2 separate regions of the Homo sapiens genome follow, and region 2 is linked to region 1. The links are chromatin loops, found by intact Hi-C in ENCODE. Cell type or tissue: mesothelial cell of epicardium. All regions are shown on one strand. Each heading gives the region's core, and the rest is flanking DNA. Links, peaks and the distances in the headings are about the cores only.

Region 1 (5,578 bases), core at 900-4,899:
GGCTAAAAGATGGCAGCTGCAGCTCCAGACACTGGGAAGAAAAAAAGGGGAAAGAGTGGTACAAGCCATATTTGCCTATTTTATTAGGAAAGCAAAATATTTCCTGGAAATCCTTAAAAAAAATGTGTTTCTCTCTCATAGGCCAGAATTAGGTTATATGGCCACCACTGGTGGCAAGAGAGACTGGGAAAGCCAACAAGTTGTGTTTCCAGTGCCTAAGTTTGAAAGCAACAAGGGACAAGGAAATTATTGTTGGGTCAGCCAATCAATGGTATTGGTTTCAGGTAGTATTTGAACTTTTTCTAAAAGTGAACATTTGATCTAGCAAACTGCGGGTTCTATTGTGATTTCTGGCAGGAACATTCACTCTAACACTCACATTCTAATAATGCCTGATGCACTAGGCAGTAAATAGTTGTTGACTCAATAAAAACAACCTGAGAAATGGAAACATAAAGTGGTTTTTTCTACTGGGTTGCTGTATTAGTAATCTATTTCTACCTATAAGTTACTCTACAATTTAGTGGCTTAAAAAATAGATATTTATTATGTTAGAGTTACTGTCAGGAATTTGGGAACTGCTTAGATGGTGGTTCTGGCTCAGAGTTTCCCATGACGCTGTAATCACAATGTCAGTCAAAACTGTGGTCATCAGAAGGCTTGCCTAATTCTGGAAGGTCTCCATCCAAGCTCACTGAAGTGACTGTTGGTCATAAACCTCTGTTCCTCACCAGGTGGGCCTCTCCATATGGCCGCTTGAGTGGTATGATAACTAGCTTCCCTGGGAATGAGTGATTCAAGAGGGAGCAAGAGATAGATGCCACAATGTCCTTTATGGTCTAGCCTCAGAAGTCATGCAGTATCATTTTTTGCCATGTTCTATTGGTCATGCAGGCCTACCCTGATATAATGTGAGGGGGACTACATAAGGGCATGAATGCTGGAAAGAAGAGATCACTGGATGCCATCTTGGAGGCTGGCTACCACAGTCAGACAGCCAGTTGGCAGTGAAACGAGAACTGAAAGTCCAGCTTTTCTGATGATCAACCTGTGACCCATATCACATTCTTATCTTCATTTTTATATTGTTTTTTTTTCTTGCATTGCTATAAAGAAATATTTTTTAAAGTTAGAGCTAATAATTAGTAAAGGGCATTTTTTATTAAAAACAATTATCACTTAAATTAGACTATAGCTTCTTCTGTGCTTTGTACACACACACACATCCCCATTCACAAATACACAAACACACATACACAGATGTTTTGCTATTGCTCAATTTTTGCCAGTATACTTTAGAGAGGACAAAAATTACAGAACTATTGTATCATGTACCTAAACCCCATAACTGAAACTAAAAAAAAAAATGTTTATTTTCAGTTTTTAATTTTTATGTGTACGTAGTAGGTTAGTAGGTATATATATTGAAGGGGTACATGAGATGTTTTGATACAGGCATGCAATTTGAAATAAGCACCTCATGGAGATTGGGGTATCCATCCCCTCAAGCATTTATCCTTTCATTTGCAAACAATACAGTTATACTCTTTAAGGTCCATAACTGAAAAATTAAGATAGCTATGTCATCAACAGGGTATACATCTGACACAAGAATTTTGCGGTTGGTTTTCTCTTTTATCAGTGAAATGGAAAACAATCAAGAAAAGAAAATAAACCATCTGCAAGATAGAAGGGAATGAAATAAAAAGCAATTGAAAGATTTTTAAATGAAAAGAGCAGCTTTTATTTTTTGTTGTGGAAAAAACCAAGTTCCCAAGCTATTCTTTCTTGCCTGTGTTTCTATAACAACACAGATTAGTAGAAAATTACTTGCTCCAGTTGGGTCCTATAGGGAAAGGAGCCCACATTGAATTTCAGTTTATTACAGTGATATTATTTTCCAAGCATATCTTAAAGTGGGTATAAATTTGTTTTCAGAGTGACCAATCCTCAATAATTTGAAGAAATAGGCAGTTTTCTATTTCATCCACTCTAGTTTTAGAGCTAAAATAATAACAGGCATGTGCTTTATTATAAGTGTCCTTTTGTTCCTATTTCTTCAAAGTCCATCAAAATCACTTTCTGAGTGTACATCAATAATTTGACACCTTTTGAAATAATGAAGGGTGAAAAAAGAAATGATTTATATTTTGTCTGGCCTCTTATGGAAATGTGTATTTCAATTATCTTCAATTAAAATTGAAGTGGATTCCTCTGTGGCCCTTATATTTATGTTTTTAAAACAAGTGTTCAAATCTAATTGAATACAACTACTCATTGATTTAATGAGTATATGAAATGGACCGCACTCCAAGGCCATTTTTTTATTCATTGAAAATATCAGTATTTTTTTTTTTTTTTGAGATAGTCTTGCTGCATTGCCTAGGCTGGAGTGCAGTGGCATGATTACAGCTCACCATAACCTTGAATTCCTGGGGTCAAGCGACCCTCCTACCTTGGCCTCCCAAAGTGCTGAGATTACAGGCATGAGCCAGAAATTTCTGGCGCCCAGCCAGAAATACCAGTTTTTTGAGAAAGGAAAGAAACTAACATTAATAGAGCAGCAAATATGCAGTTAAGGACTGTGTCAGGCAATGTTTATATTTTTCCAGTTTGAAATATCTTGATATAGTGAGCCAGTTATTGTCTAATTTATACTTGGAGAACTGAGGCTCAGAAAAGTTCACTTTTTCACTCATTCAATGACTGTTCCTTGAGCTCTTGCTCTAAGTGATATGTACTATACTGGGTGGTGGAAGTATAGTGGTAAACAGAACAAGATCACACAACTAGTAAGTGGAAAAGCTATAAGTAGGACCCAGATGGTTCCAAAGTCTAGTATCCCTTCATTTCAGTGTATTTGTACACAAATAGCCATGACACAAGGAAGAATGTATAACTGATTATAAAGGGGTAAATACTAACATTTTTTGAGTGTCATTTATCAGGCATTATTCAAGATACTTGTCTTTAGTGTATGTAACACTTAAAAACACCCTACAAGTTAAATTCATATTCCATTAACCAATAAACAATTGAGGCATAGAAGGGTTCAGATTGTTGCTTGTGCTTGCTCAGCTATTCAGGGTTGAAAAATTATTTGAGGCAAAGGAAGAGGGTTTATTTGTAGCAAGAGTCATCCAATAAGTTGCCTCATGTTCAAGTCAACCAGAGTTGGTTTCTGTTGCTTACAGCCAGGGAAACCTAAGTGACTGATACACTCTCCTGGCTGATTCATTATCACTGCTGATCCTGGGTAACTCTGTACGCTCATCATCTGAAAGTTAAAAAAAGAGGCACTCTTCTTTTCTAGAAGCAGGCTATTCATGTGAGTCCAATTCATATCGTCAATTTAAATTTTATGCTGTTCAGATAATTACAGAGGCAATCCAGAATTCTTGGTGCCAGAAAATAATGCATCCCTATCTGGATGAACTACTATAGATGGGTTCCCAGAAGAAATCTACAATTGATACACTGGCTTCTCCAGGTCATTTGACTATGAACCAAAGCCCTTCTGAAACATGTTTAAATTCTGATTTCTTAACTCAGAAGGTACACAGGGCTGGTTTTCAACCTTGAGGTCCCAAGTCATTTCCAAGGTCACAGTGGAGTTTAATGGTAGGGAGCAGGACTGGCTTCACGGGTGTGCAGCCTGTGCAGTTGCACAAGGCCCTGTGCTTAGAAAGGGCTCAAGTTGGGTTTAGTGCTCTGTTCTCATTGTCTTAAAATTCTTACTGTTTGAACAAGGGCCCCCACATTTTCATTTGTACTAGGCCCTGCAAATTATGTAGCTGGTCCTGGTGACCAATCAGTGACAAACTTATTCCAACTGGGTTCCAATTTATCTTATGAACTGAGGTTGGAAGAAAATTAATTGGGTAGGAGAATTTAGATTTCTTCTTATGTGGTTCAACATTACTTAGTTATAGTTGGGTTGTAGGAACTCTGACGGATGCTATTCTGAGCCTTTTCTACTATTTCACAATGTTCGAAAAGAGAACTTATTCTAAAACCATAGGCACATCATAAAAAGACATCTGTTCACTAGTAATTTGAGATTCAAGGAAAAATTTTATTCTGATGTTGTTGCTACTGAGGCCAAATACAATTAACATTAAGTATAAAATACGGAAATATGTAAATATAAAATAGAAATATTTGAATATATTAAATAATATCAAATATATAAACAAAATATTTCAGTAGATTAAATATATAAATATTAAAAATAAATATAAAATAATCATAACAGCTCCAAGGACCTGAAGTGAAAGTTTCTCACCAACAACAAAGGAAATGGAAATCTCTGAAGTGCTGATTTTAACACCAAGGAATACTATGCAGCTGGCAAGAGTGGAGCGTGTTACACAGAGTACCTGTGTCATCACAACCAGAGACCATCTTGACACCTGATGGGAGGAGGAAGGCCTCATGCCAGAGGAAACATCCGCAAAGCATAACTTCCCATAGGCATTTGTAGCTCTGCTGACAAATTGATTTTACAATATTTCTGACAGCAGGAGCCACTGGATCTTAATAGGTCAATTTCCAATTTCCATGCCTCTGAAATCCTTCATCTTGCACTAATGACAATTTCTAGATGGATACTCAAGCAATTTTCTGGATTAATCAGGACCCTGGGTCTTGATGGACATATTTATTTACTTACACTAGTAATATAGCCAACAGGATGTTGTCGTGTTTGGTTATCAGCGCCTAGGCAATGCCAGGTTTTGCCAAAGTAACTCCTTCCTCAAAAAGAGAAAAAGAGAATTTGAATTTAAAAGGGGGTTACTCCACAGTGGAGGGTGAGTGGTGGTGGTGGTGGGGAGAAACCAATGGATTCATGGGATTAAAAATAAAATTAGAGTGTTACACGCCTTAATATTTAAAAGGAAGGATAGGATTATTGTCAATTACCTGTGCACCCTTGTTCTGAGCCAGGCTCTGGATGCTGAATAATGGAAGGAAACACATCCCCCAAAAGCCCATTGGGTACCCTGGTTTAGGGCTGCTGAGTAGGAGTGCGAGATGTGTAAAGGAAGTGTGAGTAGAGGATGATTTTATTTGAAGTGCTAAAGTGGATCCCTAAGAAAAGGACAAAGAGATTCCTGCATAAGGGAAAGGCTCTCCAGACTGGCTAGGGAGTTGATGTGTAGGGGGAGAAGGTTATAGGACACAAAATAGGAGCAGTTTTCTCTCCTTACCAGAAAAGGTAAAACAGCGACTGAAGGGGTTGATGGAGAATGCATGGGTTGTGGGAAAGTTCATTGAACTGGGTCAGCAGAGAGGTCTTTGAGGCTGGTGGGCAGACTTGAGGGGATTCCCCTGAGTTGTGTGGCAGGTGGGTTTTCTTGCAATTGTGATCCAAGTAGGAAGAGTAAGGGCTCAGACAGAAAAGGCTTTTGCTCTAGAAACCAAGCAGCAGAGGCCGGGGGAGAGCTGAGCAGAAATCACTTAGCTTTGGATATTCAGGGGAAAGGTAAATCACATGGGGGACCTGTCATCTTGAGTTCTAGGCAACCAGGAACAAATCTCAAAGGTTTAAATCCCTGAGCAAAGGGAGATTGTGGTT
Region 2 (5,578 bases), core at 583-4,582, 110 kb after region 1:
TATTTTTTGACACAACAAATTTCAGGAAGACATTTAGGGCCTAAAATGAGATTAGACTGTGGTTAGGGAACTCAATCCAATGTTAGAATATCCATCAACTATGCTTTCATTCAAGATAACAGTCAATCTGTCAAGATATCTAGCTGATTGACATTCTTGTGGTGAGTCTAAATTTATTCTTTTCCCACTCTTAAATTTGCACTTCTATCATGGTATAGGCCTTAAATTGAAGACTGAGCCAGAAATATGACACTTATCAACAGTCTCCTGGCATGTTATTTCAATTTCAATTTGTCAACTTCAACTGAAATGTAGGCAAAGCAAATGTTACACTGCCAAGCCCCAGACTCAGTTTAATCTTGGGGCTTAAGAAGGGGGAACCAAGCTAATGCTTGTCAACAGATTATGCAGTTGTCCAGAAAGATGATATCAGAACCACATATTCTGTGCTTCAAAGTATTAACTCTGAGAAGAATAATTCTTCAGAAGATAAAGCATAAAAACTAGAGATATACTGGAGCTATTCAACAAACCTGTTAGGATTATAGTTAAGTTATAGTCAAGGTGTCACAAAATCCAATCAGGATATATATTCCTAGAAGTCAATCTTAGGATAATATTCAACAGATATTAAAGTAAGAACTTGCATGGCCGGGCGCAGTGGCTCACGCCTGTAATCCCATTACTTTGGGAGGCCAAGTCAGGTGGATCACCTGAGGTCAAGAGTTCAAGAACAGCCTCGACATGGAGAAACCCCATCTCTACTAAAAATACAAAATTAGCCGGGTGTGGTGGTGCATGCCTGTAATCCCAGCTACTCGGGAGGCTGAGGCAGGAGAATTGCTTGAATCTGGGAGGCGGAGGTTGCGGTGAGCCGAGATCACGCCATTGCACTCTAGCCTGGGCAACAAGAGTGAAACTCTGTCTCAAAAAAACAAACAAACAAACAAAAAAACAAACAACAACAACAACAAAAACTTGCAATAAAGCTCTGGCCAATATTTGTGTATGATTTTGTCTTGAATTTTGGTATAACAAATTCTTCACCATTTGAGGTCTGTATCTAGGAATGATATTTTACTGGTTTATCAACTGGATCCATACTGGAATTTAGATGATTTAGTAAACAAGTCCACAGCTTACGATCACTGGGGCTGTGCGCTCCAAAATTCCAGGGATTCCATTTGCATAAACTACAATGTAAATTGTAGCCCCCAGGAGTTTTTTAGTGTGGCCATCCTATTAGTAAGAATATTTAGATGACTGATGTCCGTCTGCCAAGTATCTCTTTTCATGGGTTCATATGCTTTGGGAGCAGTGCTTGATTTTTCTTCTTCTTCTTCATTTTTTTTTCCTAAGGTGGTAATCTATGTATGATAGAGTGACCCCTGGAAGAGGTGAAAAATGTCAGTGGAAAGATAAAGAGATGTTTTTCTCCTGTTCCTTTCTTTCTGTACTCTCCTATCCAAACACATACCTGGCCAAATGGGCTGCTTTCGAGCCTCACTAGAGAGGGGCATTGGGCACAAAAGACAAAAGAGTTGTGTTGATGAAAGACTGGGCTGTCTCTGAGCCAAGTTCGATGGAGAGAGGTGGAAAAGGCATTCATTTTACTTCAACACTGGAACCCAGCAGCAGCAGCCCAGCTGAGAAGCCACAGAACACATAAAGTCCAGAGTGGCCATGATGGGAACAGATAGCCATGATGAAGCCAGAGCCAATAGGGTCAGCTTTGTCCCTTGACATGTGTAAAACACTGCCCCAGGAACTAGGGCATATAACTAGGAGAGCTTTTGAAGAAGGTGTAAGATCTAGGAACAGCAGAAAAGATTTGGATATTACTGTAAATGTGAGCACATTTGGATATTACTGTAAATGTGACCACATGCTTCTCCACAGGCTGGGGCAGCCTGGGATATTTAGACTTCTAAAAGGTAACTTTGATTTGGAAAGTAAGCTTGCAAATTTGTAAAACCTTGTTGTTTTCCAATAAACCATGAAAATAAACACAGTGTTTGAAAAATGAATGAAAAGGCAAAAACAAAGAATGTTTGTCATTTAATAACTATTTTAACTGATCTTTAAAACTTATTGTATCCTTATAATCACAACTTTTTAAACACCATGATGGGGCTGGTGGGGATAAGAGGAGTGGAAACAGAAAGAGATGGAGAAAGCCTGGAAGGATGGGAACAATGAGGCAGAGAGAGGTCCAGCCTCTGCCTTTTGGGGCTGCACTGCATGCCCATGTTACTCTTCCCCACTTTCCTTCCTTAAAATGCCTTCAACACCTATCTTCATTTGTCTCAGAAAGAAACTGTGCGGAGCAAAACCTTCCTCAGGCCTAAACAGCTGGCTTGATTGAGTTTTCTTTCTCTAGGTATTTGCTCAGGTCACCAGCAGCTTTTCCTAACCTCCAGCATTGCTCAGGCACTCTAGAGCAATCCACGTGTGAGGTGATATTGTAACGTGATGGATAACTCAGCTAGCCAAACTGAACTCTCAGATGACAAAGTATTTATTCAGCTATAGCGCCCAACTGGGATGTGACTACAAACTTTCTCCTACCTTTAAACAAAAAAGCAAACAAACTAAAGCAAGGAAGAGATCATTGGCTCAGAAAATGGTCTAAGACTAGGACCTCTCTGGTTGGCATTTTTTGAGTGGCCAGCCTTTTCCATGCTTGCATTCACCTACTTTCCATGTGGATTACAAGGTTTCCCCACCTCAGCACCACTGACATTTTGGGCCCAAGAATTCTGTGTTGTGGGATATTCTGTGCACTGCAGGCTGTTCAGCAGCATCCCTGGCCTCTACCCACTAGATGCCAGTAGCAATCTTGTTCCCTGGTTGTGACAACAGAAATTTCTCTGGACATTGCCAAATGTCCCTTCGGGGCAAGATAACCTGCAGTTGTGAATCAACGATCTAAAATTAAACCTGTCTCCATATCTGACAGCTAATGCTACATCAACAATAACAGTACACACCCATTTTTAAAACCCTTTCAATCAAAATTATTTGTGAGTTTTTTAAATATAAAAAGGCCAAATGCTAGGTTACTGGTTTTTTTTGTTTGTTTGGTTGGTTTTTCTGTGACTCTAGGAACAGAACCAGTAGAGAGAGGAAAAGATTATAAGCTATGTTGAGCACCTTACATAGTCACATCTTACAGGGCATTTGGAGAATACAATATGAATAAAATACTTGTTAAAATCAGATAATTCTAAGAACTAATATCAAAATTCAAACTAATTTTTTCAAGAATGAGCAAGCAGCCATTTAATACTATTTTAGCACATAACTAAAATTAATTCATAATATACAGTGGGAATAAAACTGATCTTCCAAAAAAAAGCATTCAAATGACTTTTACAAGGGAATTCGCAATTCCCTGAAAACCTAAAAAATGACTCCCTTAGTGCATGGACCCTGTAGCATCAACAGAACCAGTGATTTGTGTTTTTTGGCCAAATTACTCACAGTGTTAGAGCAGACGAGGGAAGAAAAAGGGATAGAAGGAAGGAGTGAGGGATGGAAGAAAGAAAGAGATGTTAAGAGAGCCCAGTCCACTATCTGGTGTCATGAAGATAAGAAGAATTTGTTTGGAATTATGTTTATACTATCATCATTTTCTTTAAAAAAAATTGATTTTTTTCTTGATTGTGGAGTTACAATGCTCATTATAGAAAATTCTGAAAATACACAAAATACAAAAGAATGTACCATATCAAGATAATAATTATTAACTTTATTCCTTCTAACCTCTTCCCAGATTTACGTCTTTTACCAGTAAGCAGAATTAGGCTTGTACTAGAAATAATATTTTATCATCAAACCTTTAATGTAGGTTATCCAAAGACAGTCACGCTAATAAAATGTTTAACGCAGTGATGCCTCTTCTTAGTGCATGAAGTAATCTTTCTTAACTAAAGGTTCCTTAGTTGATTTGCAAAAAACTATACACACTTCAATAAAAATCAAAAGTACTTCAATAACCAAAAAAATAAAAAAAATTTTAAATCCAAATTTTTGACTTATTGTATTATGAGAATGTCTTCATATCACTGAATTCATTTCTTTCATTTATTTTTTTACTCCTTTATTGAACAAATATTTTGAGTGCCTATAACATTACCAGGCACTATTTCATCTCAGGAGATACAGTGGTGAACAGAAGAGAAAATAAAAAAAAAAACAAACCTTGCCCTTGCGAGGCATATGTTCCAAAGTGGGGCACCCAGCGATAAGAAAATGATTGAGTACAATGTTAAGCATGAAAGACAGCAATAAGCTAAATGAGGAAAAATAAGCCAGGAAAGGGGCTGAGAGCAGTTCCATATTTGTTTGGGGGCTGAGTTTGCAATTTTAAGAAGAATGCTCAGAAAAGTCTTCAGTGAGAAGGTAGGCACTGAGTAAAGACCTGAAGGAGGTGAAGGAGAGATCCTTAGGAATATCAGAGAAATCATTACAGACTGGGAGAATCAGGCAGGAGCTCACCTCCTGTGGGGGTTGACGCCACTATAGGGAGTTGGGGGCAGAACAGTGGGTGATTGTGGCCTTGGTGGCATTTTAGGGGCTTGAGCTTTGATGGAGAATGAGAAGAGAGACTACTGAAGATTTGGAGTCCAGGGATGACTTGCCATCCAACTAATTCATGGATGTTTTATGAAGAAGAGCCTGACTATCAAAACCAAAAGCAGAGAGCCCTATTGGGATGCTACCACAAGGGTCTGGCCTGATGTAGGATTGGACTCAGGTGGAGGTAACATAAGCGGTTAGATTCTGGATATATTTTGAAAGCGAGAACAGCAGAATTCTGAGTATCCAGTATGCAAAGTGTGAGAGGAAAAAAAAGAGTCAAGAATGACTTTTGGGTTTTTTGGCCTGAAATTATTACTCTAAATTATAATTTTAATAAATGCATAATTTATAATAATGCTTTTAAAATGATTCTCATTATGTAGGAAGTATCAAAATTAAAAACAATGAGATTGATCACAGGAATGTCATCTTTATTAGAATATAAGTTTAGCAACTAGAAAGCAGTAGTGAAGTTCAAACAAATCAAAAGCATCTTGCCTCTTGAAAATTGAAAAATAATTTATTTAAAAGATGAATGAAAAGAGAAACAAACAATTCAGTAGACAACTCAAAACCAAGATCATCAAAATTTACAGGTGAGATTAGTCTTGAAAGATGAAAGAGTTCATGAAGAAAAGCAGCAGAACAAAAGATACCAGACAACAGGAACAAGTACTGGAACGTAAGGAGTGTAAGGAGGAAATGGGGAAGGACAGGCAGGGACTTGATAATCCAGGACATTATATGCCATACAAAATATTCACATTTTATCCTGAATGCGATCAGGACCACTATAGGATTTCAAATCAGGAAAAACTTTTCAACAACCATGAGTATTGGGGACTAGTGGCTCATGAAAGGATCTTCAGTTAGTATTTAGTCATGATTTTTTCTCTTGCTATTAAAAAAATAAAGTGTTACCCTTATTTACCAATCCATGTAAGAAGATATAACATTCAAAAGTAGATCACTACAAACTACCCATCTGACAAGG

What was found. A loop is a pair of places that touch in the nucleus more often than their neighbours do. Peaks named below come from ENCODE experiments on the same cell type or tissue, not always from the same donor. Only the 100,000 strongest peaks of a DNase experiment are listed, where the experiment ranks them.
Region 2: a loop joins it to region 1, with 16 times the contacts of the local background. A loop is called at or near these places in 1 of 110 quality-filtered maps.

The regions. Positions count from the first base shown.
Region 1 is chrX:16,391,412-16,396,989 of GRCh38, reverse strand. No RefSeq gene overlaps it. Among named protein-coding and RNA genes, the nearest start is that of MAGEB17-AS1, 230 kb to the right of the region's middle. In mesothelial cell of epicardium, for the core only: no CTCF peak of the experiment used is centred there; a DNase peak (open chromatin) is centred at 2,499.
Region 2 is chrX:16,279,673-16,285,250 of GRCh38, reverse strand. No RefSeq gene overlaps it. Among named protein-coding and RNA genes, the nearest start is that of MAGEB17-AS1, 110 kb to the right of the region's middle. In mesothelial cell of epicardium, for the core only: no CTCF peak of the experiment used is centred there; no DNase peak of the experiment used is centred there.